Linked DNA regions of Homo sapiens: regions 1 and 3 are each linked to region 2. Evidence: chromatin loops called from intact Hi-C (ENCODE). Cell type or tissue: PC-3. All regions are shown on one strand. Region 1 overlaps PDZD2 (PDZ domain containing 2). Region 2 overlaps PDZD2 (PDZ domain containing 2). Region 3 overlaps PDZD2 (PDZ domain containing 2).

Region 1 (2,500 bases), 160 kb after region 2:
CACCCCTCCATAGTGGGGAAGTGGCAAGACAGTGACCTCATGAATAAAGAGCAAGGTTCCCTGGCCAGGATGCCACTTACAGAATTGTTGCTGCCTACAGGAAGGTTACGCTCCTTTCTGGGGAATGGACGTGCTGTCTATAGGGACAGACACACTATTTGGCATATGGGTAGCAATTGACAGAGCATCCCAGCAAAAAAAGACTCAGGTCTTGGAGGCAGGTCACCCCGGCTCGATTCCAGGCTCTGTCTCTTAATAGATGGGTTTATCCAATCTTTCTCAGCCTATATTTCCTCATCTGTGAATGCAGGTAATAATACTCGCCTCTTACCTCATAGGGATGTTGTAAGAAGTAAATGAGAAGCATATACCTAATGCATGTGGCTCATTTGGGTAATATCTGATAAATGTTTTAATTTACATTGATAATATCGAATAAACAGGTTTCATATATCTTTTTTTTTTTTTTGAGACAGAGTCTTGTTCTGTCACCCGGGCTGGAGTGCAGTGGCGTGATCTCGGCTCACTGCAACCTCTGCCTTCCGAGTTCAAGTGATTCTCCTGCCTCAGCCTCCCAAGTAGCTGGGAATACAGGTGCGTGCCACCACAGCTGGCTAATTTTTTTTGTATTTTTAGTAGAGACAGGGTTTCACCATGTTGGTCAGGCTGGTCTTGAACTCCTGACCTCAAATGATCCACCCGCCTCGGCTTCCCAAAGTGCTGAGATTACAGACATGAACCACCGTGGCTGGCCTCAAATATCTTGTAAAAAATAAAAGGGAGACAGGTCAGTGGTTGTTTTCAGACTTTGCAGGGAACTGTTACCTGAAAAGGTTTGGAGCCTCACTCCTACCCTCCCCACCACGGTGGCATTGAGCAAGGTAGAGAACAAAAACTTCTTCCCTGTGGAGCAGCTCCCACTCCCTAGCAGCCCACAGCCGGGCATGAAACCAACACGATTATCTTGGGGGCATGGATAAAAGGCAGGAGACAGGAAACATTTTGCCTCACCTTGAGAGAGAAGAGGGACCCAGATATTTATACCCCCGTACCAAATATCTTTTCCCCTCTGTGTTGCAATGGTGCTACATTTGTTGTTTTTCTAATTAAAAAGGAGTACATTGAGGGGCAACTGAACTTGAACTGGTTCGCATCAGGAGCTGTAAACTCAGTCTTCCTGTTCATTAAAAGAGGAAAAAAAAAAAGCTTTCCTTTTGCTTGACACCTGTTAATAGCATGCCTGTGGAAACAAGTAACCATGCTCGAAAACAATCTCCAATTGCTGGATGGAAACAGCCGTTGTGATTGTTTAAGATACAATATACGTAAAGCAAGCAGCACCGTGGTTAGCATGTTGTTGGTACTCAGGAAATGGTAACTATTATTTCAAACACCTTTTCCTTAAATGCTCTGCTGGTGTAGTGCTCACTACCGTGGAATAAACTTAACTGAATAGTGCCCTCCAGAGGCCACTGGGAATTCAACTGTGCTGACAGTTGAAAAAAGGTCTGGAAAAAGACTACAAATACCATTTAATTGTCTTGTACATTGATGTGGAGTCAGCACCAGAGCCCGGTGTCCCAGGATGTATTAGAACATGACCGACTGTCTGATTTGTCACCCACAGCAGCCTTTCTTTGGCTAGGGCTTATTTGTTTGCAAAGGACACTTATGAGGACATGGAGATCTTGGGGAAACAAGTCCAGCTAGGCACTGTGGGAACTGGTGCTGGAAACTGCCAGCCCCTGGAAGGTACTGTCCCATCCCTTTTTCTGGGGACACTGTCTTTCATCCCTGTCCTTTTCTGCATGTCCACTCTGTGTTCCTCTAAAGAAACCAGCTTCCTCTTGACGTCTGCCATTCTGTAACTGTAGTACGGGCATGTGGCTCTGACTCTTTCTGGACATGAATCCAGATGTGGTTCCGTTTGGTGTTCCAGCTCATCCCACACAGCAAAGCAGCGTGGTCTCTCACTGGCTTGATTCCAGATTTTCAGGAGATTAAACTGGTTGTCAGTCAAGTCTAATGGCTGGGTTTAGTCTATCTATCCCTGGTGGGTGGCCAGGAGGTGGAGGTGGGGATGCGTGGGCGTGTGTAGGGAGACAGGGCCAGTGTCATGTGATACTAAACAAATTTAGCACATATGGAACTGCAGGAAGGGCGAGCATGTCAAAGGGTCTGTTTTTCTACAAACACGGAGCTAGTATTAATAGAGCTTTACCATGTGCCATGCACTGTCCTAAGAACTTTCTAAGCATCATTTCATTTAATCCTAAAAACCTCCTATGATATTTGATCCTGCAATCGTTCCCTCTGAAGTAACTGCTGATAACAATGTTTGTGTATCTTTCCATAATTTTCCTAACGCATTTTATTCCCATTTTAAAATGAGGGAACTAAAGCTTAGAAAGTTTAAGCCAAGATTTAAGCCAAGACAGTCTGATTCTTTTTTTTTTTTTTCAGGTTAGACAGGTAATGCACTGACATTGCAACAAGGTTT
Region 2 (2,500 bases):
CATGGTGGCGTGTGCCTATAGTCCCAGCTATTTGGGAGGCTGAGGCAGGAGAATTGCTTGAACCCAGGAGGCAGAGGCTGCAGCGAGCCAAGATCGCGCCACTGCACTCCAGCCTGGGTGACGGAGTGAGACTTCGTCTCAAAAAAAAAAAAAAAAAAAGAAAAGAAAATGTGGTATATACCACAGAATACTCCTCAGCCATAAAACAGAATTAAATCATGTCTTTTGCAGCAACATGGATGGAACCAAAGGCCATTACCTTCAGTGAAATAACTCAGGACACAAAGTCAAATACTCCATGTTCTCACTCATAAGTGGGAGGTGAACAATGGCTGTCCGTGCAGAGTGGAATAACAGACACTGGAGACTGGAAAACGGGGAAGCAGGGTGAGAGCTAAAAAATTATCTATCAAGAAAAATGTTCACTATTCAGGTGATGGGCACGTTAAAGCCTGAACTTCATCACTACGTAATATATGTGTTGAAGAAATCTGCACCTCCATCCCCCAAATATATAAAACATTTTTAAAAAATCAAAGGCTTTGCTCTTAAAGTCTACTGGGGACACGATGAGCCAAATGGTAATTGGAATACGTCGGGCTCGGGCATGAATGAAGACCAGCAGAGGGTACCGCAGGAGACCGAAGAGGAGATGGCTAATGACAGAGCAGGCGGCAGGAATGTCACAGAGACCTCCTACAGGAGGGTGTCTTGAGGCTTGGTCCCCTAGGAAAGGTAGAAGCTAAGCGACGTGGGAGAGGGGAGAAGAAACCAGGTAGTGAGCGGAGCACTCGCAAAGGCTCAGAGGTGACACTAAGTATGGTCTTTGAAAAAGCTTGCAGTGAATTCACTCCAAATCAGGGAATAAGAAACTGGATATCAGGGATAGCTTCCAGACGGGGGTTAGTTACCAGAAAGGACAGGCCATGAGAAGCTTGCAACTTTCTGCCCTACCCCCATCTTCTGGAGTCAGGGGAGAAATGCTGGATTTTGAGTTAACAAATGATCATGCCTTCAGGATGAAGCCTTCATACAAATCCCTAGAGTATGAGGTTTGGAGAGCTTCCAGGATGGTGAATACATCCACATGCCAGGAGGGTGAATACATCCACATGCCAGGAGGGTGATGCACCCCCCCCACCCCCATCTCCACAAGGACAGAAGCTCCTGTGCTGGGAACCCTCTGGACCTCGCCTTATGTAATTCTTCATCTGTATTCTTTATTATATAATAAACTGGTAAAGGTAAAAAAGAAAAAAAGAAAGCAGTGAGAGATGGAGGCAGACAGTTAACCAGGAATCAGATAATAAAGGGCCTCAAATGACATCCCAATGTGTTTGGTAACAACCACGAAGGCAAAGTGGACCCACCAAACGGGTTTCAGCTACAGTGTGCGTGTGTGTGCATGCACATGTATGTTGTGCACCTATGTGTATGTGTGTGAGTAATGAGATGTGCTGTTTAGAAAGGTCCCTCTGGTGGCAGTTGGGACAGTGGATGAATGGGATAGGAGTGGGGCGATGTCCCGGGTAGGGGAGTACTGTGACAGCCCAGGGGGCAAAATGAAAGCAGCCTAGCCCTGACCTGAAGTTATGGGAGTAAAGAGAGAGGCAGGTTGAGCTGCAGGATTTCAAAAGGAGCTACAGTTGAGGGGACTTGGTGATTGACCAGACATGGCAGAAGGCAGTGGGCAGTGCTTCAGGTGACTCCAAGATGACCAGCTGTCCCACTCTCCCTAGGACGGAGGGTTTCCCAGGATTTTCAGTGAGAAACCAGGGGAAGTTCTGGACAAACCAGGATGGTTGGTCACCCCCAATGAATCTCATCAAACTTCCAGCTTGGGCAAACTTTGGGGATGGGGAGACCTGGAGCACTGGAGTGGGTTCAGCGGTATGGGAAAATGATGTGCTGAGTTTTAGGCATGATGTGAAATATATCCAAGATGGAGACATCCTGCAGGCAGTTGGCACAAAACTCAGGGGCTCAGGAGAGAGCTGAGGGCTCAGACACAGACTTGGGAGATGTTACCATGTAGGACAATGTGAGTTCACCCAGTGACCAAGGGGGCTTCCTGGAAAAGGACCATCCTCAGGCTGCCTCTGATGCAAACGTGAGGGCTCATCAGGGAGATGTTCTGAGTGTGATGCTCCTTCTGAGTTTTCTACTCGTTTCTGCAGATGCAGATCCAGGAAGCCTGCATGAGGTCTCTGCTGAACCACTTACAGAGGAGGCATAGGAAAAGGGTCTGGTAGTGTACAGGGTAGATTACGATTCCTAGGGAAAGACCACAAATGTACCCATAGACATACCCATGCCAGTCATGAATAAACTTGTCTGCTTGGCAAGTGGTAGGGTTCTTTTTTTGCTATGTGACTACATTTGGTTGTATTCATTTTCAACATGTAGCATTACAAAAATACATTACATTCTATATAAGCAGACTCGCAAAAACTCTCAGAGTAGTAAAGATCTTTGCTAAGAAGATAATGAGGAACTTTGA
Region 3 (2,500 bases), 70 kb before region 2:
ACACTTGCCACTGCTGTTAATAGAATGAGCCCATGGCTAACCTGGGAGCTAGTTACGGACTGAATTATCCGACGGTCAACTCTCTGCTTAGTCTAACTAACCTCCTCACATCTGTTTTTAGAAATAGGCAGGCTATAAGTAACGTTTTTATTCTAGGTACACAAACTCAAGCTTTCTTTTGCTTTTCTTTTTAACACATAATCTCTTGGTTGTTTAATCTTCCATCATGTTTCTAGAGTAGGTGGGGAGGAAAAAGAAACAGGGATGAAAAGCAGTAAGATTTGGTGATCACGCATGAATTCTAGTTACTAGTGTTAACTGTACACTTAACTATAATCTTTTGTTCTTTAAAATTTTATATTAGCCCCAGACTTAAGCTCACCGGTGAATTTTTTTTTTTTTTTTTTTGAGACGGAGTTTTGCTCTTGTTGCCCAGGCTAGAGTGCAGTGGCACGATCTCGGCTCACTGCAACCTCTGCCTCCCGGGTTCGAGCGATTGTCTTGCCTCAGCCTCCCGAGTAGCTGGGATTACAGGCGCTTGCCACCACGCCCAGCTAATTTTTTTTTTTTATTTTTAGTAGAAACGGGGTTTCGCCATGTTGGGGAGGCTGGTCTCAAACTCCTGACCTCAGGTGATCTACCTGCCTCGGCTTCCCAAAGTGCTAGGATTACAGACATGAGCCACTGTGCCTGGCCAGTGATTTTTTTTTTTTTTTTTTTAAACACAAGCCTCTGACCCACAGTGATTCATGGGGAGAGCTTAGAGAGCTCCATGCTACTGGTAACTTCCCTTCACTTTGACTAAAGTGACTAACATCTCTCTACCTGACCTCACTGTCCCATGCAGAGACCACGTGTTGTTGATAGAAGATTGTACCAAAGGAATAATTCATAGAACAACAAGGAAGAATTAAGCTAACAACAGATTCCAAAATGTTATTCAAGAAATGAGACAAAGGTAAGGAATAGCTGCTATCACCTTTGTTGAGTGTTACTTCCATGACGATCCTGTCCTTGGGCCCAGGGGTCTTCCGACCCAGGGATGAAGAACTGCCTTCATCGGAACCTCCCGCTGAGGCTCCCCCACTGGTATTGAAGTTCGGGGAGGCGGATCTGCTCATGTGTGTGGGTGTCGAGCAGGGTGTGAGGCTGGGGCTCACCAACTTTGTGCGTACCGTTAAAACAAATAATCCACTCCGGATTTGCTGAGAAAACAGTGAGGAAAGGTGGGCTGAAACATTTGGAATGTCCTTATATCAAAGGGTTAAAAAAAAAAAACAACTCACCAAACCCAAGCCAGAAGGAAATAAAGAAAGGAAAATAGGATAAAGGAGATCAATAAGAATGTTGTTACCTTAAAGGTATGAATGGCTTCTTGAAATGTCAAGCCCTTTATTGGTATTCCATTTACATCTAGGATTTCATCCCCTAGTGATCAAATGTGAGAATTACATTAACATTAGCCTTTAATTTCCTGGAATTTAACTGCTCAGTCAGACTTATTTTGGGATACCATATGGTCCCTGATTTACTACCACATAAAATAACTTTTATTGTTTAGCTTAGCTCCCAGGAATGTCACAAAATGGGACAATTAATGACAACACATATTCTTTTGCAGTAATTCTGTATTTCAATCTTCAATTAAAATAACTATGGGAAGCATGAAAATCTTATTTTTTTAGCCATTGCCAAGTTTGACAACAGATGTCCTATGTTTCGAAATCAAACTGCAGAAATCTAGTTCAAAGGCGTTCCTCATAGTCATTGTTTAAAAACTTAAACCCACTGGCAATGAGGCATGAACACATACAACATTTGAGAAGTCACTCCTATATTTGTAGAAAGACAAGTTCCCCAAGCACAGAGAATCAGCATGGTGTATGGAAAATGGCTTTAATGATAACAAAAACTTGCTAAAATATTACTGAGCAATGGCAGCCCAGAAACAGTCTTTTTTTTACTAAAAAAAAATTTTTTTTTGAAACAGAGTATTGCTCTGGCTCAGTCACCCAGGCTAGAGTGCGGTGGCGTGACCTCAGCTCACTACAACCTCTGCCTCCCAGGTTCAAACTATTCTCATGCCTCAGCCTCCTGAATAGCTGGGAATACAGGTGCACGCCACCATATATGGCTAATTTTTTTTTGTATCTTTAGTAGAGACAGGGTTTCACCATGTTGGCCAGGCTGGTCTTGAACTCCTGGCCTTGAGTGATCTGCCCGCCTCGGCTTCCCAAAGTGCGGGGATTACAGGTGTGAGCTACTGCTCCCGGCCCAAAAATAATCTTGCTGATGCAGTTCCAGGTTCTCTGTCAGTAAGCTGGCAAGTTTACTATAAGCTTCTATCTCAGAGATGACTGCAGGGTCATGTTAATTTGCCAGGCATGTGCAGGAATATGCTCGCACATGGCCCCCTGCCCCAGCTCTCCTATTATTTTTAACTCTAAGGCGGCACAGTCAGGTCGTTTTTCAAGCTGTTGATAGCGTCTGCTAGGAATAT

The links. Hi-C counts contacts between places; a loop is a spot of excess contacts. Peaks named below come from ENCODE experiments on the same cell type or tissue, not always from the same donor. Only the 100,000 strongest peaks of a DNase experiment are listed, where the experiment ranks them.
Region 1: a loop joins it to region 2, with 3 times the contacts of the local background. A loop is called at or near these places in 3 of 110 quality-filtered maps.
Region 3: a loop joins it to region 2, with 2.2 times the contacts of the local background. A loop is called at or near these places in 4 of 110 quality-filtered maps.

The regions. Positions count from the first base shown.
Region 1 is chr5:31,824,645-31,827,144 of GRCh38, reverse strand. All of the region lies in intron 2 of PDZD2 (PDZ domain containing 2), which reads right to left. LOC124901200 (small nucleolar RNA U13) reads right to left here; the gene lies at 2,463-2,500. Among named protein-coding and RNA genes, the nearest start is that of MIR4279, 110 kb to the left of the region's middle. In PC-3, a CTCF peak has its summit at 1,454 (motif pointing left); a DNase peak (open chromatin) is centred at 1,454.
Region 2 is chr5:31,987,081-31,989,580 of GRCh38, reverse strand. The region is part of intron 3 of PDZD2 (PDZ domain containing 2); the gene reads right to left. Among named protein-coding and RNA genes, the nearest start is that of MIR4279, 52 kb to the right of the region's middle. In PC-3, no CTCF peak of the experiment used is centred here; a DNase peak (open chromatin) is centred at 1,070; H3K27ac peaks cover 1,074 bases.
Region 3 is chr5:32,056,583-32,059,082 of GRCh38, reverse strand. PDZD2 (PDZ domain containing 2) reads right to left here. Exons shown (of 25, transcript NM_178140.4): 11 at 1,355-1,428; 12 at 980-1,205. Among named protein-coding and RNA genes, the nearest start is that of GOLPH3, 120 kb to the left of the region's middle. In PC-3, CTCF peaks have their summits at 1,193 and 1,398; a DNase peak (open chromatin) is centred at 1,782; H3K27ac peaks cover 2,415 bases.